2 separate regions of the Homo sapiens genome follow, and region 2 is linked to region 1. A link is a loop called in an ENCODE intact Hi-C map of the cell type or tissue named here. Cell type or tissue: sigmoid colon. All regions are shown on one strand. Links, peaks and the distances in the headings refer to the core of each region. The heading gives the core; the rest is flanking DNA. Region 1 has its middle 7.3 kb from the start of PCAT29. Region 2 has its middle 160 kb from the start of LINC02205.

Region 1 (11,520 bases), core at 1,528-9,527:
CTGGGAGTTGGTTCAGTTTATGTTGTCTTGAATCAGAGAAAGGAGCATCCCAGGACTTTTCCCACCGTCAGCTGTTCCCTCCCACTCTTTCCTGTCTGAGCTCTGGCTCTCCTCCCCATCTCGCCATGAATTCTTCCCATCACATCGGGGCATCTCCCTTCTCTTGCTCACTTAAAATAAGTAGTGAGCACCTGCTGTGTCTCAGATGCAGACACATCAGAGGAATCACTGTCCTCAAGGAGCTCACAGTCTGGCAGGTCACTGAGATGAAAATAAGTGCAGTAATATGATCTTACGGAGGAGAAGGCCGAGAAGCCTCGCCACAGAGCATAAATGGTATCTCCAGCTGTGCACGAGTAGTTTACGTGCCATGTGGGCTGAGGTCCCTCAGTGGCCTGCAGTGGGGTCTGATGTTCTAGTTTCAAGGTGTCCCTTTGGGTTAAGCATTGCCCTCTTCTTGCTACTGCTTTCAAAGGTGAATCCCCAACTTCACATCCCTCAGACTCTAGGATATGAAGCTTTCCACCCTCTCTAGAAGGGTTAGGGTTGCACTAGAGCATAAGCTTGCTGGCAGCTGGGGAAGGAGTATTATTGTGAGGAAAACACAGGAAGACAGCTTGGAGGCTCCAATGACCCACTTCCCCATGGTGAAGGTCAGCTTTTAAGAGGGTGAACCAGAGGCAATGGCTGACAAACCCAGGTCGTCTTACGACTTTGTGCCCTGAAAGATCTCAGAAGCCTCATTCCTGAACCATCAGCAGAACTTCGAACCTGTAAGGGAAGCTAGAGCTCTCTATGTTTGGACCTGCTCAGTTTTACAGCTAGGGAAACTGAGCCCAAAGAAAAAGAAAAAATGAGTGGGTCTCTCCCTTAAGATTCCCTTAATTGTGCATTGATTCCTGTTTTGCAAAATGACACTGGAACATGTATACCTCCCTTGATCAAATAATTCCACTTTGAGAATCTATCTAAGAAAATAATCCTAAGTACAGAAAAAGCTTTGGGCACAAAGAGAGGTTCATGATAGCATCGTTCAAACAAAAAGTACAAAATGAAGAGGGAACAGGCCAAGTAATTCTCCTCGATGGGAAACAAGTTGCAGTCTCTCCACTAAAAATTATCACTCAGTCCAACTTTTTAATAAGTGGGAAAATTCTAGTATGATATTAGAGTGGGGGTTGATGCAAGTTTTTATGTGGGCCTATGTGAAAAAAGCAACTGCATAGAACTGAGAGTGAAAAGAAAAAAGTTGGTTTTCCTGTGTGTTCTACTTGTTCTTTGTGTATTTTTAAGCAGCTATTATAGGTAGTGAGGTTATAAAAGAATATCCTGAAAGAGACTTTCATATTGGAAAAAATTAAAATTCTGTTTTTTAAATTTTATTTTTATTTTATTTTATTTTTTGTGTATGATAGGGTCTCTCTCTCTGTTGCCCAGATTGGAGGGCAGTGGCACAATCACAGCTCACGATAGCTTCCAACTCCTGGGTTCAAACAATCCTGCCACCTCAGCCTCCCAAGTAGCTGGGACTATAGGCACATGCCACCATGCCCAGCTGATTTTTTTTTAATAAGAGACAAGGTCTCACTATGTTGCCTAGGCTGGTCTCAAACTCCCGGCCTCAAGTGATCCTCCCACCTCGGCTTCCCAAAGTGTTGGGATTATAGGCATGAGCCACCACACTCCATCAAAAATTTGATTTTTAAATGATGATATCGAGGAGCCAACTTACCAGGAAAGGAAAGGTAGTTGCTAGCAGCTGGGGCAGCCTGTCACAATTAGTATGAAGGCCACTATCAGAGCCACTTTTTCCTCAAATGATCCCTTAGGACTTCTGCTAGACCACCAAGTATTCACTGGGATATAATCACCCCAAAAGATTTACTAAGCATTTACTGGCACTAACAGTGGCAGGCACTGTTTTGGTTGCTGGGGATACAGAAGTAAACAAGGCAGATGGGGTCCCTGCTCTCACGGAGCACACAGTTTAGTGAGGGAGGCATTAAATGATTCTGACCATAATTATCATGAACTATGACAGAACTACAAGGAGTCCCCTATCAACTGGGATTGGGTTTGGTTGCCAGTAACAGAAATCCACTATAGTGATGAAAACAAATGAAGGCTTTATCTCTTCCATAAAACAAGTCTAGAAATGGGCAGCCCAGGGTGGGAACGATGGCTCCCACAAAGTCCTCAGGGTTTCCTATCTTTCTGCAATCATATCCTTAGCACACAAGCCCAAAATAGGTGCTGTAGCTCCAGCCATCACATTTGTGTTCTGGGTAAAATGAAGGAAAGGTCTAAAGAACAAAATGCAAAGAGAAAAAAAGGAGTTGACTCCTTCTCAATTTCCTGGAAGGCTTACTCAGCAACGTCCTAGCTGCCAGGAAGGCTGTGAAATGTGGTCTTTTAACTGTACATGTTTCTTCCTCGTTAAATCAGGAGTTATTACAAAAGAAGAAGGTAATCATGGATGTCAGGAAGGAACCAGAAATCTCTGCCCCAGATGATGTAAGAATGAAGCATAGGGGGATTGATTCAACCAAGTCAAGGTTGGGAGTCATGGCTGTAAGAGCTCAGCTGAGGCCCAGAGGCTACATGAGATCCAGACAAGCAGAGGGGTTGGGAAGAATTCTAGGCAGAGGACAACTCTGATGTGAGCTCAACAGGGCAGCAGAAAGAGCTGTGGAGTGGGTCAGGAGACCTGGCTATAAGTCCGGGCTCTGCAGGAACATCATGTTCCTTTCAGAGCTTCTCCAGCTGTAAAGTGAGCACTCTGCACTCAGATCCTGTGAAATATTTATTAGGACCTCTGCTAGGCTATTATGGGGCAGGGAGAGGGCACGGCACTTTATGCCACAGCCCCATTCTCTTAGGGCTTACAGACAAGATGGAGAGAGGAAACTCATACTGTTTGGAAGCTGTAAAGAGAGAACTGGATCAGGCACAGAAACCAAGCCCCCATGGAGGGTTCAGAGTTCATATCTGGACATCATCAGGGTCAGACATGGCCTTGAATCCACCTGGGATATTCCACTGCTGGGCCAGCATTCTCCCTGCAGGCACAGAGGAAATGGTTGCACACATCCCTGAAGGCCTCTCCTTGGATTTGATTCTTGATGAAGCCGCATTGTTGGACTGCAATGGTGGTGGGGGAATGGGGGGAACCACCACTTACCAAGCACATTCTGCATGTTCATTTTCACAACTGCTCCATCAGATAGGCAGTCATTATTCCCATTTCACAAATGAGGAAGCCGAGGCTCAGGGAGATAAAGTGACTTGTCCACATGATGATTCTGAGTGACTGTGAAATATTTATTAGGACCTCTGCTAGGCTATGCTGGGGCAGGGAGAGGGCACGGCACTTTATGCCACAGCCTCATTCTCTTAGGGCTTACAGACAAGATGGAGAGAGGAAACTCATACTGTTTGGAAGCTGCATGGATGAGAGGACGCTGAGGGGAGTCCTCAGAAAGCCCCAAAGCCTGTGACTACGGAACTTCAGCCAAGGGTCCCCTTGGGGCTCAGTTTCCTCACTGTAAAATGAAGTCACCTTAGCTGTGCTAATGACAGTTGTCACAGCTCCCATGCATCCAGCACCTACCACGCGCAGGTGCCTTCCCCTCCACATTGTTTCATCTCCATGACAACCCGGTACAGTTGGTCCCAAGTTTACAGACAAGGATTGGACCCCAAGTCCCTCTGTGGCTCTGACCACCGCCAGGGCCTGCCTCTTGAAGATCCAGAGAAGACCATTCCCTGTGCCAGGGTGGACATCGCCCCTGCTTCCCCTTGTCCTGGCCGGGCATCCACAGCAGGGCGGGCATGCAGACGTGCCCCTGGCTAGTGGACCAGCAGCAGGAAGACACCAAAGGAAGCCTGTCACATTATTACTATTCAGGTCAAAACACCTCCCTGTGTTTAGACAAATTACAATCCGTAATTAGTTGCCATCACAGTGGAACAAGCCCACTGTGGTTTCAAAATCACAGTGACTGCTTTATTTAGCTACAGCGGTTGCAGCCAGGGACCACCGGGTTCTGCATCAAAGAAAATATCTGGGCTTTGGCTTTCCAGACTTCTCTTAGCCAGTCCCCTCCCAGCTCCACATGCACACCCCTGGCCTCCACCCTATGCCACAGTCTTAAGCCAGGGTCCCCACACCCATCCTTAAACTCTGAGTTCTAGAGTTTGTCCTTCCCTCTCTGTGCTTCCAAACCTATCCATCCTTTAAAGCCTAGCCTGGGGTCTCCTCCTCCAGGAAGGCCTCCCTGACTATCCCAGACCCACCAGCCTCTCTCACTTCTCCACCCGCATTGCTTTTCCATACATTGGCTCACTAGCTCTCATATGGGGGCTGGAAAGAGAGAAGGAAGGGAAGGTAGACTGTGGAATAGGAGAGAGAAAGATGTGCCACAACCCCAGCCTTGGCGCTGCGTTCCTGTGCTCTAGGGAAGAGGGAACCAGGGGGAAGGGGAGGGAGGGCTGATAGAGCCAGGTCAGAGGATGCTGCCTGCTCTGGTGTGGGAGGGTCTTGGCAGAGCTGGAGCTCTACATTCCAGAGGATTGTGGAGGAGAGGCTGGAGGTGTGGCATTGGGCAAAACCAGGTTCTTTCATGCGAATCTGAGCTAAGAGTGATTGGCTATCAAAGACCCCTGTTTGGCTTTGCAAAGCCAGGACTTCCAGAACATGGAGGGGCAAGGACACAGGGTTCACAAGGTGCTAGGACACATTCAGCAGCTCCCTCACCAAACATTAGAAGAAATGTTGGATTTTTCTTAAGAAAGCACAACTCCATATATTTCCGCTCAATAGACTTTTTAAACAGGAATCTAGTGATGACGTTGAGTATTCAGAGCTTAGGATCCTTGCTACTCTGAGAGATGGGTCCACAGTCAGCCTGGCCCATGGAGGCTAGGGACAGGCAGCCCAGAGCGGAGCGTCCCAAAAGAAGCTGATGTTCCCAAGAGATGGTTCCTTCTCTCCCCATTGCCTAGAAAGTGGCCTCTCCCACACTGCCATCTCTCAGGCTTTCAGGCCCAGGACTCCCAGTCCAGGCTCCAAGACAGACACCCCTAGAATGATGGCGTGATTTCAGGAATCAGGCATTCTGTTTTAGTCTGCTGGGGCTACCATAACAAAATACTGCAGAATACTGGGCAGCTGAAACAACAGAAATTTGTTTTTTCCCAATTCTGAAAGCTGGAAGTCCAAAATCAAGGTTCCAGTGGATTCCGTTTCTGGGGAGGTGCCTTTTCCTGGCCTGTATACGGCTGCCTCCTCACTATGTTCTCACACGGCCTCTCCTTGCCACAAGCACACACGGATAGAGGGAGAGATTGCTACTTACAAAGGCACCAGTTCCATCAGTTCAGGGCCCGACCCTTATGGCTTTATTCAATGTTAATTATTCCCTTAAAGGCCCCATCTCCAATTACAGTCACACTGGGGTTTAGGGCTTCAACATATGAATTTTGAGGGGACATAAACATTCAACCCATAACATTCCAACCTCTATCTTATCATAAACCCCTTCACAACCTTCCTGGTAGAGTAGCAGTCCAGGGACAAGATTATTATCCCATGCAACAGATGAGAAAACTGAGACCCCCGAGGAATGGGCCACTTTGCACCCACTTTGCAGATGAAGACATTGAGTCTCAGTGAAATTAGTTAACTTGCCCAGAGGTCAACCGCACAGTTTTCTGTTCAAGAGACCATGGTGGTCTGATGAAAAAGTTAATAAGAAAACTAATTAACGTTTACTAGGTACAAGTATATGAAATGGGTGCAGATGTAAGTGAAGACTACTAAGAGGGAAAATCTAGAAATTAAAAAAGTACCACACATTCCAAAGCATATGAAAACATTTGGGATCAGTCTGCTTTTCTGAATTGCCTGTTCATAGATAGGTATAGGCATAAGGTTAGGTAGATAGACATGGAGATAGAAATAAATAAGAAATGTAGGGAAATCAAGGGTTAAAATAACTCAAGATCTTAAACTACTGGTTTGGAGTGACTACACATTTTATCCACTTATGTGCTGGCTATAAGATGCTTCTAAACTAAGCTTCAGAATCTAAAATCTAATAAACAAATAAATAGATCTCTTCACCTTGAAATGCTATTTCAATGTCTATTACAACTTAAATTAAAATGATAAATAATAACAATAAGTAGATATAAGTCGTAGATCACAAACTCACATTTGCAAGAAATGTCCCTTTCTTTTATTCCACTAATTACCCCAGTGCATGGTATTGAACCTCCTTAGGGCTAAGTTCTGGGCCCCTACTCCATAAAAAATCTACTATCATCGCTGATGTCTGTTCATAAGAAAACATAGGGCCAGGTTGGAAAAAAACAACTTTTGAGAAGATAGAAACTGCATCTGAAAGAAAGACTTACTTAAAAAGCAGAGAAGAGGCAGATTCAGGGGCAGAGGCTGAGAGATGGGGCAAGTCTATCCTTTCTATATAAAATATTGAGTGCTGGAGTTGGGCTCAGCATCTAAACTTTGACGCTCATGCAAAATTCTGTAACCAGAACTTCTGTGCAAAGCCACAGGGAAACTGAAATTTAGAAAACAAATCCTTAGTCCTATGGCAAATTAGTCATTCAGTGAATTGATCGTTTGGCAAGTTGGCTTTTAGCAAATTGATTTTGGGTGTTTAGGCCTGCTTCCGGAAGGCTATCCACTAGCCAGTGAAGTGTGAGGAGCCTGATGGGTGGGAACACTTCCCAGAGCAGGCCTCTCTCCGTTGCCAGTCAGGAGGGGGGCCTCCAGGCTCAGCAGAGCCCCAGGAGGGTTCATAGGAAGCACCCTTTTGCCCACAGTCAGTTGTCAGGAAGTCCTACAGAGTGTGACTTCCACAGCTGTGCAGAAGCAGAACTAACACATGGTCTATTCCAGGGGCTACGTTAGGATCTTTACATTTAAGAATTTGTACAAAAAACTGAAGCTCAGAAGCAAGAGACAGCTCCCCTCTGATCCATACAAGTAGAGGGTAGCAATCCCTAATCTGCCTGACTGCAGAGGTCATGGAACGTCCCCCCATCACGTTGCCTCGAGCACACACCAATAGCTGCTGTTTCTATTAGGCTCTATGGCTGGCTATGCCCAGGAGGTGTCCCTTTGGAGTTTAACAAACATCCTGAATATGAGATTACAAAGCCAACTATACAAGTGAGAAAACGGAGGCTCAGAGAGTTGATGTGCAGATTCTGCAGGTAGCCCTCATCAACAGATTCCTGTGTATCTTCCCAGAATAAAAAAATGGAGCCTCTCCTGAGATAAATGTGCATAAGCTTTTAAAAGAAATTCATAAATGGATTTGGATTCATACTAACACATTCTTCTCTGCACCTTGCTTTTTTCATTTATTAAACCATCACTTAAATTTTTTTAACAACTGTAATACATTCTATAGTATGAAAGTACCATAATATATTTAGTACATATCAGTAATATCATGCTTAATTGTTAATATAAACATTATGTATTGATCCTATTGTATAACCACTTTTACTGAGGAATATTTCAGTTGTTTCTAGATTTTTGCTATTGCGTTAGGTTTACTATAACATTTCCAAAGAATATATCCCAAAGATTTTGTGAATCTCCAAATTTACTAATACCAGCATGGTGTGGTTTGAAAGTCCCTCCCAAAACTCTCATTGAAATTTAAATGCCATCATGACAGTGTTAAAAGGTGGGATAATTAAGAGGTGATTAATTCAGGAGGCCTTCACCCTTATGAGTGGATTAATGTTATTATCATGAGAAAGGGTTCATTATTACAAGCATGGGTTGTTATAAAAGTGAGTTCAGCTCTCTTTTGCTCTCCTGGGCTTTTGTGCCCTTCTGCCTTCTACCATGAGATGACACAGCAAGAAGGCCCTTGCAAGATGCCAACCCTTCAACCTTGGCCTTCCCAGTCTCCTGAACTGTAATGAATAAATTTATTTTCTTTATAAATTACCCAGTCTGTGGTATTCTGTCATAGCAGCAGAAAATGGACTAAGACATAGTATAAAACACAACTTATCTCATATGGTAAAATAAATATATATATATATATTTTTTATTTCAGATATATATATACCTGAAAATTATGACCAATCACAGTGGCTCACACCTGTAATCCCAGCACCTTGGGAGGCCAAGGCAGGTGGATTACCTGAGTTCAGGAGTTCAAGACCAGCCTGGCCAACATGGTGAAACCCCATCTCTACTAAAAATACAAAAATTAGTCAGGGTTGTGTTGTGCACCTGTAATCTCAGCTACTCAGGAAGCTGAGGCAGGAGAATTTGCTTGAACCTGGGAGATGGAGGCTGCTGTGAGCTGAGACTGCCCCACTACACTCCAGCCTGGATGACAGAGTGAGACTCCATCTCAAAAAAAAAAAAAGAAAAAAGAAAAGCTTAAGTTACCTCAAGTTTCTATTTTCTGGCTTAAAATCTTCACTTTCTTATTCTCCATGGCCTCTTCCTCCACACTGCTACCCACAACCCCAGTAGTTGGCTTTCTTGGTTATCATTCATGAGTTTGAACACTTGAGGGCAAATTGGGATGAGATACTGGTCAATGGACAAGACCCTTCCCAGGCCAAATCTCATTCCCTTTTATGAGCCTCAAACACCAACAATTCACATTCCACTTCAGCCAATTTACAAATGGTGGCATGCAATAGACCTTGAAGTCATTTATGGGTAGTTAAACCTCAAAGCTTAATCTGAAAAATCCAACCATCGCCTGCACCCCAAAATCTTCTGCCAGGCTGCCCAAATCTGAACATCTGCAGATGCCTGCTGACAGATGGCGTGTACCTGTTCAGGGACTTGCACTAGAACCATGCCCACCTTAGCCCTCCATGTTGGCTGTGGCCCAGAAGGCTAGTGGGATCATTGACAAAGACACTCATGTTTGAGGAGGCACCATCCCATTTTTTATCCACTTATTTTTTTTCAGACAGACCACACACTCTCCAAGGCTTCCTCCTATACTGATGCTTTGTGGTCCTGAAACTCAGAGTCGTTTGGGCTACAACCTTTATGAGGTGTAATAGAATAGAATTAAGACAAGAACTTGGCGAATTCTTACTGGGGCAAACCACTCAGCAGGCAGTTCGATGGAAGGAAGGATAAGCTAGGAATGCACTTTGATGGCTATCCCTCTGAGTGTACCTGTCACACCCCAGAAGCATGCTTTAGAAGAAGGAGAGAGTAGGACAGAGCCCAGCAAGGTGAGCACCATCTGAGTAACTGCATGGACCCCAGAAACACCCCCACTGTGAGCCAATGACCCAGGCAACTACTCCTCACACCTGAGGCCAAACTTCCCCATCCCCTTCTTGGAAACATATGATAGCTCTGAGGACACAGGAAAGAAGAAAATACCTTTCTTCTTCCCTTCAAGGAGCCCACAGTTCAGAGACAGGCAAAGACAAAGTAGAGATCCAGACAATGCTGGGACAGAGGGGCTAGCGTTGGGGTAGGCAAAGGGGATGGAGTGAGTGGTTGATTGGTCTGGAAGTCCCCTGAAACTGCAAGTGTGATGATAGAGCGGATCAAAGCTGCTAGCTCCTGTCCTCTTCACCCAGCCTGGCACAGAAAGAATAAGTCCAGTAGGGCCTCCATGTGTGAGGGCCTGCGGCATCAGGGATTTGTAGATTTCTGAAAACTTTGCCTTTCTATGTGCTTACTGTTTTGTTGCCTGGTGTGTTTACCTTCTCTGATTAGTGATAAAGCCCCCATTATGCAAATGGCCAGAGTGCTTGTCTTTGGGAACGGTGAGGGGAGTGGTGGCATGCTGAGAGGCTTCTTTCCATTCCCCAGCCAGGCTCAGGGACAGAACCCCACCATGAGCACCATGATGGGTGAAAGGGTTAATGAGGAAGTTGCAACAGGCTGAATCCCCAGAACCTTTAGGGAGGGAAGAAGAGCAGTCGGGGATGCCCACCTGGACATGGGGTTTAAGCAGACTCCTGGGCTTCTCCCCAACTCTCCTCCAGACCAGAGCTGTCTTATTTTATTAACAATTCAGAAACAGTGGCTACAACAGACACTCTTCACATCACCAGAAGCCTGGTACCTAATAACTGAGGGGCGTATGAGTGGCACAGAGGTCACTGTACCCGCTAGATCTGATACACCTGAGTCAGATAACTGCCCGATGAGGTCAGTGATCATGAATTGACGTCAATGGAAGAAGGAGAGGAGGACATTCTCTCATGACTCTCACTTTATCTTCACCAAGCATAAAGGGTAGGTATTAAGAGTCCCCTATTACAGATAGGGAAGTTGAGTCTTGGTAAGGTTAAGCACCTTGTCCAAGTTCACCCACCCGAGTTGAATCCAAATCTTTTATCCTCAGAAGGCAGCTGCATCCACTGAGCTGTCTCTGATGATGGTCTGCTAAAGCTGCCCCATGATTCTGTTGCACTCACATCTCAGTACAGTGACCTTTGCCCATGTCAATGGCCAGTGTGCCGTTGCTGCCAGACAACAGATGAGGCAGCCTCTGGAATCAACACTACAAAGCAGAAAACAACCCTTGACCCTACTCATTGTAAACTCTTCCCTACCAGAACAAAGAGGGTAGAAAATTCCTCCCATCACAGAATCCCACGCACAGAGTCTACTGATTGCAGGGCAAAATGAGGGCTAGTGATGACCCCCAGCCTAGGGCACAGATGCCCACTGACCCATCAGCTCTACCCTTCTCTTTCTTCTGCAGACAGTGGGGGCAGGGATAAAATAGTCAAAAGCAGGCTTTTGTTACAAAGTCTGTCCACTTGCTCTGCCCTGAACACTTAGCAATTTGCAATTATAGCATCTAATGGATGCTTCATCATTTTTTGCTAAATTAGTACATGCGTGAATGAGAGTGAATGAATGAAGAAAACTGGCACATGTAAAGCACTTCCTACTTTTCACATCACCTCTGCATCTATTATCTCATCTTATCCTTCAGATACTCCTGTGAATGTAGTGTTGGAATTCTTGCTTTGCAGATGGAAAAACTGAAGCCCAGAGAGATGACTGTTTCACATACGATAATGGCAGAGCTTGGACCAGGATCCTAGCCCAGCACTCCTACTCTGGTCCTTCTTCCCTGGGATGGCTGCTGACTTGAGAAAGGATCTCCAGCCGCCCAGTCTTGCAAAAACAGCAGCTTAGCGCCAAAAGGCACGGCTTCCCTAAATGCCCAGCTCACCACCTGGAGGTGACCGGTGAGGCTGGGGCTACTGGAAAGGCCCCAGAGAAAAGGCTCTCTTGCCCCCAGGGAGCACTCATGTCTTTCTAAACAGACCTCAACATTTTTCCCGGGTTAGATCAGAATTTCCAGATCTGGATAAGAACTGGAAACTTCCTATCCATTACCTTTCTGATTCTGACTCACTTCAGGGGCTGGGGGGTGGGAGAGGTGAGATGCTCAAGTCCCACCTATTTTAAAAACAAAAAAGTCTCTTCAACCCCCAAAGTGGGTCATTCTAGAAATGTTTACT
Region 2 (11,520 bases), core at 2,165-10,164, 760 kb before region 1:
ACTGCAGAGCATGGACTGGTGCAGAGGAGCAGAGCCCCGCCTTCTCGTCCCTTTCTTCTTTCTCTCTCGTCCATCTCCACATCTTCCCCATCTCTGCATGCCTTTGTTCCTCCAGTCCTCCCCTCTTTTTCTTCCCATATCCTTCTCTTTGTCTCCATGTGCTTCTCTCTCTTCCTTCTTCATATCCATTCTTACTTTTCCACTACCCCTGTTCTCTCCTCTCTTGTCTCCTCTGGGGAATTATATATGGCAGCAGGGCTACTTGTCGGGGCCACCATTGGGTGACCACAGCCACAGGACCAGCAGTGCAGGGATCTGCTATCCCCACCAGGGTGAGAGTGATGATGATGGAGCCACTGCCCCATCCTCAAGATCATGCAGTGGAGTTTCTGCCTCTCCAAGGACAGGAGCACCCCCACACTGGCCAGCAAGAACACACATCCTCACATATATCTACTGGCTGTGGACAGAGGTGTAGGCGCCTGGACCCAAGGGGAGCTGCTGGGAGCTCGAGAGCACACCTGGTGGTCCCCATGAGAGGAGCAGATGCCTGTCCCAAGAACTTTCCATTTATTCACGGACAACAGTCCTATGAGATGCATCCTATTATTGTCCCCAGTTCTCAGAAGAGGGAACTAAAAAGTACAGGGGGTGACATGACCTGCCCAAGGTCACACAGCAGGCACGGGTCTGAGTGGAGACCTGAGCCCAGGCCTTCCAGCTCCAGATACACACCCTGAACCTTTTCCACCTCTCCTGTCCCAGTACTCTGAAAAAGCAGAAAGAGCTGGGGCAGACAGTGCTCCTTCAGCCCACTCCAGCCCCCAAAAGACCCTCCTTCTCATCAGCTGCCACGCAGATCTCTAGTGTTGAGTGGAGGGTTGCTATTTCATCCTCTGTTCCAAAACTTCCAGCCTTAGTGTTATCTGGATTTGTCAAGTATTTTTTGACAGAGAGGAAACACAAGGTTTGAAAACTCAAGGTGTGTGATGAGTTGGAGTGTGGAGGAGACTTTATAGAGCAGGATTCTTGGATTGGAGCCTGCATCAGAATTCTTGGAGGGCCTGACAAGACACAGATAGCTGGGCCCCAACCGCAGAGTTCAGGCTTAGCAAGGAGTGGGGTCCAGGAATATGCATTTCTAACCTGTTCCCAGGGGCCATGCTGCTGGCGGTTCTGGGACCACACTTTGAGAACCTCTGCCTTAATAAAAGGGGAAGCTGGAATTCCAGAGGCAGACGTTTTCATCTTCACTGGGGGCTGAGAGCAGACAGGGGAAGCTGGGGTCCCTGAGGCGCTGGGCAGTGGTTACCCAACCCCTCCTCTGTATGAGGCGCTCCGGGCGTCTGTGCCCAGCCTTGATGAATAGCGCTCATTTAGGTGGTATGGGGAGTGCCTCTGCACAGACCTATCGGGTTTTTATTAACTGTTTTACTGTCGTACTTTCAAAATCAATCAAACAGTGCTGCCCTCCGGAGACACACCGGGGTTGGAGGGCTGAAGCTCCCAGTCTAAATGCAGCAGAGGCCGGGCCCAGGCCCACAGCGGGGCCGCAGGGGCAGGGGGGCCGGTGCTTCCTCCTGCCCGGTGAACGGCGGGCTTTGTCCTCTCTCTCTGAACCAAAGCCTCAGACTGGTCTGAACCGCGCACCCCAGACCAGAACTAACTGCACACATTTGTTGATCCTTGAACCGAACCCAAACCTGAATTTTTCTTGTGAACCACTTAACAAACCAATATTCAAAACAAAACAGGGAGGGGGAAAAGACCCTTGGCAGACCAGTTTGAATTGGAAGGGCATCTAAATTTCCAAGCCCATTAAACACAAACAAAGCTGGGTCATCAAAAGCCTTCAAACCTGACTTCAGTCAATATTTCGATTGGCTGGGCTCCCTGGCATGACACAGCTAAGCCCCAGGTGTGGAGAACTGGCTTTCCAAGCTCCAGGAAAAACAAGGGTCTCTGTACTGAATTAAACCATCCCAGGGAAGCCCCATCCTGCAGTTCCACCCCCACACCCTTGTGAAGGAACAAACGAAGAACGTGGGAGTCCCGTCTGCCCTGGCTTGTCCCCTGAATGTCTCCTCGACACAAAGTGCAAAGCCAAAGCTCTGGCCCACAGCTAAGTAGTGGGGGGTCCAGGCCTCTGTGATCTGGCAAAGGTGCCAGGACAGTGCAGTCGGCCCCTGCAGCTACCCTGACGCGCACCAAGGTCCCCCAGCAGTGGAAGAGAGGAAAGGCCTCTCCAAAGAGTGGGGTGTTCATTGTATTTGCAGGGTGGCAGGGGTGCCAGCCTTGCCAAAGGACCCATGTGCAAGAAGAGAAAGTTGTGAGAACGGCGAGTGGGCGAGATGCACAGGGCAGAAGCTGTAACTTCTGGGGCTTCGTGCCCAGCCCGGGGCTGCCTAGCTCAGGTGTTTACCGTTCGCTGATCTTTGAGTGTCACCAAAATGCACCCTCATGGCTTGGAAGCTGCATCCTCTTGAGCCCTGCTGCTTGCATTCATCCTTGTTATAGGGTGGCGTCCCTCCCTCTCTCTTTCCCTCCCTCCTTCCTCCGTCTTTCCTACTCCCTGTCTTCCCTCCTTACTCCTTCTTTGAATTCCTTCCACATGCCCCTGCCCAGCTCCAGGAAAAGCCCTGCCCAAATGTGGAATGGCCACTGTCTTTCTTATGAATTAAGAAGTGCTGCTGGGGAATATTATTCAGCCCTGAAAAGAAATGAAGTACTAATACCTCCTACGATGTGGATGAACCTCGAAAATATTACATGGAGTGAAAGAAGCCAGACACAAAGATCACATTGTATGACTCCATCTAAATGAGATGTCCGCAATAGGCAAATCCACAGAGACAGAAAGCAGACTAGTGGTTGCAGGGGCTCGGGGAGGGCTCGGGGTTGCAGGGGCTCAGGGGGAATGGGGAAAGACCGTGTAATGAGTATGGAGTTTCCTTTGGGTGCAATGAAAATGTTCCGGAACTAGATAGAGGTGATGGTTGCACAACCCCATGAAGGCGCTCAATGCCACTGGACTGTACACTTTAAAATGGTTGATTTTATGTCCCGTGAATTTTACTTCAAGTACAGAAACAAACACAAGGAAGTACTGTGGACTCCCTTCCTCTCCTCTTGCATGTAATCAAGGCGCCTCCAGTGCCATGTTCCAGGAGCTCTTGAGCTTAGGAGAAAGTGTGCAGGGTCTCTGGAAGACTCAATACAGTACATATAAGTTTTGGGGGAGTGTCTTCCCTGCCCTCATGGACAATGCATCAGCCTGGAAGCCTTAGCCAGCCTGACTCTGAAGGAAAGTGTGAAGGGCAAAGGTATTGGAGAGTTAGGGGAAGGAGAAAAGGGGAAAGGTGAACCAAAGAGAGGAGAAAGGTGTGTGTGACAAGCATCTCTGCCCTGCAGGCCCTGGGCTGGGCATTTCATGTCCAGCAGCTCATTCCACTGCAGCCTTGCAGATGAGGAGGCCAGCTGAGCACTGGTTGTCCAAGGTTACTGACCAGGAATAGGTGGGCTGGCTCTGGAGTCTGTGCTTTCAAGCCTTGGCTCTACATACTAGGATCCTCGTGGATGGGCCTTTGGAAATGATGCTGTCTTGGGCCTGGTTAGCCCTGTGGGGGCTGCTTCCTCCCCTGTTCCTGGCCCCTGGCTCCAGTCTGTTCCCTATGTGCCCTTTAGACCCTGATGATGAGTTCCCCGGGCTGCTCTTGCCCACTGCACCCTAGAAAGCCAGCTCTCCCCTGTCTGTTCTCCAGGATTCAACATGTGGAGGAGGAGTCCAGGGTGGGGATGTTTAAGACAGCTGCCTCCTGCCTGTGCTGATTGTGTTCATCCAGCAGGTGATCCTGGTGCCTGAGCCCTGGCCTGGATGTCAGGAGAGTGAGGCAATTGCATCTAGTCATTCTTTTAACAAAGATGGATTGGATGCCTGCAATGTGCCAGGCACTGTGCTAGGTGTTAGGGATGCAGCAGGGAGCTCACGGCCTCCCACCTTCTAGTGGGGGAGGCAAATAATGGAGGCCCAAATAGATCATGCAAACCCCTCAGGTCAGGATAAGCACTGGGAAGAGAAATAAAGCAAGGGAGGGGGAAGAGAATGACAGTCAAGGGAGGGAGAGGAGAACTTTCAATGGTTCAGGGAAAGCCTTTCTGAGGAGGTGACATTTGTGCAGAGACCTGAATTAAACCCAGGGGAAGAGTGTTCCAGGCAGAAGAAACAGTAGGTGTGTGGTCTCTGAGTAGCCAATGAACTCAGTGGGTTCAAGGAACAGCCAGGAGGCCTGTGTGGCTGGAGGGCAGTGAGCAGGAGCTCGGACAGGCCAGAGTCACGTGTGGACCGAGGAGGAAAGCGGGTGTGTGGTTTGATTCTCACCCAATGAGGGGTCCTTCAGGGGGCTGAGTGGAGGAATGGCATTGGCCAGCTAATGGTTGACGAGGACAGGAGCTGCAGCTGTGAGGAGAGTCCCTTTCAGTGGCAAGAGGAGAAGCAGGGAGGCAGTGTTCTTTCCCAGACATTGCTTTAGCCCTTTGGGTTTGCAGCCTCTGAGGCTGGCCTGCTGGAGTAGAAGCCCTGCCCTGCCACTTACTTGCTGTGTGACCTTGAGCAAATTGCTTAACCTTTCTGTGTCTCTGTTTCCCCATCTAGAAACTTGAAAAAATAATCATACCTCTCTCGTAAGGTTGTTGTGAGGATGGGGTGGGAGAACAGTGGTAGGACATAGTGAGTACTCCATGCGTGTTAGCCATTATCACTACCTTATACTATCATTAGCAACTTAACATGGTCTCCCGGTGGGAGGACGAAGAGCTAGCAAGTGGCTGCCTCTCCTTCTGCTCCTCTCTGGGCCTCAGGGTCCTTATCTGCTAAGAAAGGATTCATGGCCAGGCACAGTGGCTCAGGCCTGTAATCCTAGCACTTCGGGAGGCCGAGGCGGGCAGATCATTTGAGGTCAGGAGTTTGAGACCAGCCTGACCAACATGGTGAGACTCTGTCTCTACTAAAAATACAAAAAAAAAAAAGTAGCTGGGTGTGGTGGTCCATGTCTGTAGTCCCAGCTACTCAGGAGGCTGCGACAGGAGAATTGCTTGAACCTGGGAGGTGGAGGTTGCAGTGAGCCAAGATCATCACTACACTCCAGCCTGGGCCACAGAGTGAGACTCTGTCTGAAAAAAAAAAAAAGAGGATTCATTAGCAGATCTTTAAAGACCTCTCCAACTCTCTAACATCTGAATAATTAGAACCAATACCCCTCGTACACAAAAACAAAAGCAAAACATTAAGCACCCCCAATGTGCCAATCTGCCAGGAGAGACCACATAGAATTGCATTCAATCTTTCCAGTAACTCAATGGGAGAATCTTGTCCATTTCATAAAGACCAGTGTTTCCATCTTTCTCTTTCTTTAGTCTGTATTATTTTTTCACCTGTTAGATAATACATTGGTGGAAGAATTTCCATTTTATTTTTATTTTATAAATTTTTAAATTTAAATGTAAAATTTAATTTTCCTGGATGTGTGTTCCATGTGCCTTTGGAAGCAAAGTTTCCTGAGGTGCTCACCATAATCTTTCCAATGGGGTTAGGATTTAGAAACACAGAGAATGGAAATAAAACCTAGTTCCTACCCCAAGACTAAGGCAAAACAAGTGTAAAGTTTTCTCTCCTTGGTCCAAGATCAATGGGAATTAATATGGAGTTTTTCAGAGGTCAGTCTTCTGGGGACCTCCTGGTGACCACTCAGCCCAATTTAGTGGTCGGCTGGACAAACACGGTTGTCACAAAGCCCGTGTCCATTTCACAAAGCCATGGAGTCACATGGCAAGTTGGGTATAAAAGAAGGCAGGAGATACAGAGCAGGAACATAGTTATAGCAGAGCTGAGAAGGAAGCAAAAAGAAGTGTGCACATACCTTGCTTAGACTTCCGGCTAGACACTGTGTTAGGTGTTTTTTTTTTTTAGTTTGTTTGTTTGTTGAGACAGAGTCTCGCTTTGTTGCCCAGGCTGGAGTGCAGTGGCGCAATCTTGGCTCACTGCAACCTCTGCCTCCCGGGTTCAAGTGATTCTCCTGCCTCAGCCTCCCGAGCAGCTGGGACTACAGGCGCCCGCCACTACGCCTGGCTAATTTTTAGTAGAGACGGGGTTTCACTGTGTTAGCCAGGATGGTCTCAATTTCCTGACCTCACGATCCGCCTGCCTCGCCTCCCGAAGTGCTGGGATTACAGGTGTGAGCCACCACGCCCGGCCAGGTGTTTTCACATGTACAAGCCAATGGATGAGAAAAGGCAGGATAGTAAACAGAAGACAGACCCAAATGTAGGCTGGTCATAAATCAGCTACTGGTTTCATAGCTCATTTAACAAACCTAGCCAAAATAGGTTGATGGATGGTTCCATTTCCACCTAGAGGGGGTCACTGGTAGCCTGCCTTCAAGGTCTGTGCTTGGCCCTGAACTCATCAGCACACTTGGATCAGCAGCCTGGTAGATGCAGACACAGAGGGCAGGTTGATCACAAAGCTGGGAGAGAGAGTGATCATTCAAGTGTTTCAGAGTGTCAGGCTGGGCGAGACCTTAGAGATCACCCCTTCCCACTCTACAAAGACACAGAACTTGTTCAAAGTCACACAGTCAGTTTGTGGCAGACCAGCCTAAGGGCAAATTTCTCCACCTCCCTGTGCTGTGCTGGCCAATTTAGGATTCACATGATCCTGGCAGGCCTGGGCCGGCGGCTGATTCTAGCAGGATACAGCCTACCAGGGATGAGTGAGTGTGCGCTTTGCATTTCAGGTTCAGAAAAATCGATTGCCTAAGTACAGGATGTGGGAGGCTGGCTTGCAGCCGGTCTTGTGCAAAAGACCGGGGGGAGTCTGTTGGCCACGAGATCAATAGAAGCCAGAGTGTGATGCAGCCGCTAAACAGGGAAGTCTCTCCTCTTCCACGGACTGGGCAGAGCCAACGCGTCCAGAGCCGGAAGAGTGACAGCCTTATTTTTGTCTGTGCTCATCGGCCACTTTCCAAGATTTTTATTTATTTCTAGGTGTCATAGATTAAAAAGCACATCAAGGTTTGAAGACTGTAGAGAGGAGAACGGCTGAGCTGTCAAGGGGTCTGGGGGAGCCTGTCAGAGACCTTATTAAGGTAGCAGAAGACCCTTAACTGGAAAAGAGGAGAAGGATAATGGCCTTCAGTTTATGAGGTGGTTGTCATGGAATAAAGGCAGAGGCTCGTCTAGGGGGCCCCAGAGGACAGAACTGGGACGCAAAGCAGTGTGGGGTGGATTACCAACTGTTTCCCATGGAATGCCAAGAAGACAGCGGGTACCCAAGAAAGGGTCCACAGTCAACCAAGAGTAGGAAATGTATATATGCTATTCTCTATCCCCTCTTGCAGATTCAAGGTGCATATTAGCACATACATATATGCTAATGTGTATAATATGTATATTATATACATATGTATTAGTAGGTACATTACAAGGGATGAAATCTAAAGGTGCAAAAGAGCTTGTCTGTGCTCAAGCCCCCTAAAAAACAGAGCTTAGATGCTATGACTTGATTAGAAGTGCAGTCCTAGGGAGAGGGTTAGGGAGTGGCCACAGAGGAGGAAGAGCCGACATGAGAATTTGACACTGAGCTGGCTGCCGCTAAGTGCAACTGATTGCTGGATCCCAAGGGACTGTTCCCTGAGAAGCCATATTAAACTGTGTTTCAGGGTTGCTATAGCAAAGGACAAGTGAGAAGAAATTTCCATCAGGTCCAGTCTCCAATTGGCTGAAGATTGGCTCCATGGAAGATAATTTTCCCTTGTGTCTGAGTTGGGCAATCGTGGGCACTAGGGGTGGTCCTGAAGTGGTAAGGTCCACAGAGATGCCCTGAAGGGGAAGCAAGAGGAAGTGCAAGAGCAGGATGGCACTTCTGTGAAGTGGGCTGATGCTCACACAGTGCTGTCACTGCTTGAGGCTGGAAGAAGAGACAGGTAAGGTGGAAAGGACGGGCTAGGTCTGCTATGAGTTGTGATTTACATGCAGCAGAAAGTAAGTCTCCTTCCCTCTCCTGTCCCACCACCCAGGTCCCCGCATCAGAGGAACACATTGTTTTCTTGGGAAGCCTTCAAGAGACAGTCATGCATGGGTGAGCCTATACGCATATAAATATATGACATAGGTAATTATATATGCACATATTTTCATAGAATGGGAGCATACTATACTGCATAGCACTTTTTTACATAACAATGTATCTTGGCACTCTTTCCTTATCAGTACACATAGAGCCGTCTCATGCATTTGAATGACCATATAGCACTTCATCCAGCTGATGTACCATAATTTATTTAAATGTCCTATAATGCACATTTAGGATGCTTCTAATCTCTTGCTATTGCAATCATCATGGCGGTAAATACTCTTGTACACAAGTCATTTTGCAATCCTAGGAGGTTATCTCTAAGGCAGAAAACCTAGAAATGGAATGTTGGGTCAAAGGGAATATGCATTCTCAGTTTTGATCAATGTTGCCAAATTGCCTTCCAGGGTAGTTGTGCCAGATTCCCTCCCACCAGCAATTTAGGCGCAAGCCTGTTTCCCTCTGTCCTTACCAGCACAATGCATTATCACACTTTTGTTCTTTGCCAATGTAAAAGGTAGAAAATTATATTTCACTGTGATTTTAATTTTCATGTGTTAAGTCATAGTGAGAATGAGCCTTTTTTCTTCCAGTATTTACATTTTTTTACATTTACATATAATGCCATTTACATTTTATTTTCTGTGAACTGTCTATAACTTTTGCTCATTCTTCTTTATCTATCTTCTATCTATCTTCCTATCAAGAGATTATATATTTGCTTAAACAAAATATTATTGTATATGTTTAAGGCTTTATATAAATGGTATTGAACTATATATATAGTTCTATAACTGATATTATTTTATTCAACATTTTTCGAAGTCCTCAGCATTGTTTTTGAAATGTGTCCATGTTACAATAGCTACAGTTTGTTAATTTTCAATGCTGTAACATATTTTATTGTATGAATATGCCACAATTTACCCTTTCTCCTGTTGATGGCTTTGTGGGTCACCTTCAAATTTTTGTTATTACAATGTGGCTAGGAACATTCTAGTACATATCTCCTAGTGCACATGGGCAAAAACTTCTAAAGCAGAGTATATATAGCCAGGGCTGGAATTGCTGGGTCATAGGTTGTATGCATCTTCAGGGAACAAGATAATACACTTTTGCCCATTTAAAAAATATAGGCTGGGCACAGTGGCTCACACCTGTAATCCCAGCACTTTGGGAAGCTGAGGTGGGTGGATCACTTGAGGTCAGGAGTTCGAGACCAACCCGGCCAACATGGTGAAACCCCGTCTCTACTAAAAATATAAAAATTAGCTGGGTGTGGTGGCAGTCACCTGTAATCCCAGCTACTCAGGAGGCTAAGCACAAGAATCGCTTGAACCTGGGAGGTGGAGGGTGCAGTGAGCCAAGATCATGCCACTGCACTCCAGCCTGGGCGACAGAGCAAGACTTAGTCTCAAAAAAAAAAAAAAAAAATAGATTGCTGGTCTTGTTATTGATTGTAGGGTCTCTTCATGTATGGAAGCATTTGCACTTTGTGATATGGGCATATTAGTGTTTAGATGCTCAGAAAAGCCCTGCAGCAAAGAAATCTTTTTTTTTTTTTTTTTTTTTTGAGACAGAGTCTCACTCTGTTGCCCGGGCTGGAGTGCAATGGCGTGATCTCCGCTCGCTGCAACCTCCTCCTCCTGGTTTCAAGCAATTCCCTGCCTCAGCCTCCTGAGTAGCTGGGACTACAGGCGCCCGCCACCCTGCCCGGCTAATTTTTGTATTTTTAATAGAGATGGGGTTTCACCATGTTGGCCAGGCTGGTCTTGAACTCCTGACCCTGTGGTCCACCTGCCTCAGCCTCCCGAAGTGCTGGGATTATAGGCATGAGCCACCACGCCTGGCAAAGAAACCTTTTTAACTGGGTGTTTCCTTAACTCAACTGACCATGAACCCCTTTCCTCATTGAGTATCTGATAGGACTAACTCGGGGAATTGCTTTTGTAAGGGAACACGCATCAGGACCTGGTCAAGCAAGATGCTGGCATCTGGGCAACCATCAACAGTAGTACACAGACCCCTCTGCCCTGCTCAAAGGACCTTAAAGGTCTCAGAGGCTGACCCTGGCTGGAAGGCTTTCTGGTCTGCCCTCCATCCTACAATTTAGGGGACCCATCCTCATGGTGCATCCACCGTGTCAGGCTTTGTGCTGGATGCTTCCTGTCACTTACCTCTGCTTCCATAACCAAGTGAGAAACAAGGCTCAGAGCAGTGAGCTTCCTTAAGGGAAGACAAACCATCATCTGATCCAAAGCCATCCTCCCTCCATTACACTACAGGACTTGCTTAGAACCAAAACAGTGCCCAAGACCCAGCCCCTGAGAAAGCCAGATACTGGCTTCATCCCTTCCCCACCTTGCCACAACACCTCGGGCCCTGGTCTGTCCCTCTCCTCTGGCTCGTGGCCTGGCTGCATGGCGGGGCTGGCTATTTTGACATGCATGCCCTGGCTCTCCCATCTCATGATGGCAAGGCTGTGAGGTTCCTTGCACTTGGCACAGATCTTGGCATATGATCAATGTCTTTTGGAATGACCAGATCAGTGATGATAATGCCAGTGAGCATGTATCCGGTGCTCACCATAGGCAGGCTCTGTGCTAAGGGCTTTATGAGAATTATCCCTTATATTTGTTCACAGCGACCCTCTGCAGGTTCTGGTACCATCATCTCCATTTCACGGATGAAAAAACAGGCTGAGGGGAGTTTGGTCACTTGTCCAAGGTCACACAGACATTGAGTGGTGGAGGCAGGATTTGAACTTGAGTTACAGGGCCTCTACCTGCCTCATGCCACACACCTGACCCAGATGGGTGAGCTAGGTGGCCTCTGTCTAGCAATGCCACATGCGCAGTAGTACCCAGGAATTCCCCCATGTGACAATGACATAAACCCAGGAGTCTATTCAGCACTGCTGCGAGGCCTCAGGGAGCAGGCCGCCATGGGTGGGGAGAACCCCAGGCCTGGTCCTCTGCCCCTTCCTTGCTCCCTTCCTGCCAGCTGGGGTCACAGGTCCAGCCCAAGGCCACTTGAGGTTCAGGTGACAAAACATCCCAGTTTGCAGGAGTTGGCAGTTGCTCTGGGCAAGCTGCAAGCAAACAGCTGTGACTCCAGTCCCCAAAGCTCCCCCTCCTTACCTGTGTCAACACTTTTATTTTTAAAGTGGCAGAGCCAAGGTGGGGGCTGGGGATGGGCAATGGGGAAGGAGGGAGCCTGTCCCTTATCAGCGCTGGGGTCCTTGCATATGTAACGCTGTCATATAATTAACAGTGAAGATCATTTACATTGTCGCTTAGCTAATTTTCATAATGTTTTCTTTATTATCAGAGGAAGAAATTAACCCAAGAATTTATTTACATAGCAGCCTCAAACAGTAACAGCTTGCTAAT

Evidence for each region. A loop is a pair of places that touch in the nucleus more often than their neighbours do. Peaks named below come from ENCODE experiments on the same cell type or tissue, not always from the same donor. Only the 100,000 strongest peaks of a DNase experiment are listed, where the experiment ranks them.
Region 2: a loop joins it to region 1, with 2.4 times the contacts of the local background. A loop is called at or near these places in 17 of 110 quality-filtered maps.

Annotation. Positions count from the first base shown.
Region 1 is chr15:69,579,147-69,590,666 of GRCh38, reverse strand. No RefSeq gene overlaps it. Among named protein-coding and RNA genes, the nearest start is that of PCAT29, 7.3 kb to the left of the region's middle. In sigmoid colon, for the core only: no CTCF peak of the experiment used is centred there; no DNase peak of the experiment used is centred there.
Region 2 is chr15:70,344,472-70,355,991 of GRCh38, reverse strand. No RefSeq gene overlaps it. Among named protein-coding and RNA genes, the nearest start is that of LINC02205, 160 kb to the left of the region's middle. RefSeq lists an enhancer at 11,093-11,520. In sigmoid colon, for the core only: no CTCF peak of the experiment used is centred there; a DNase peak (open chromatin) is centred at 6,812.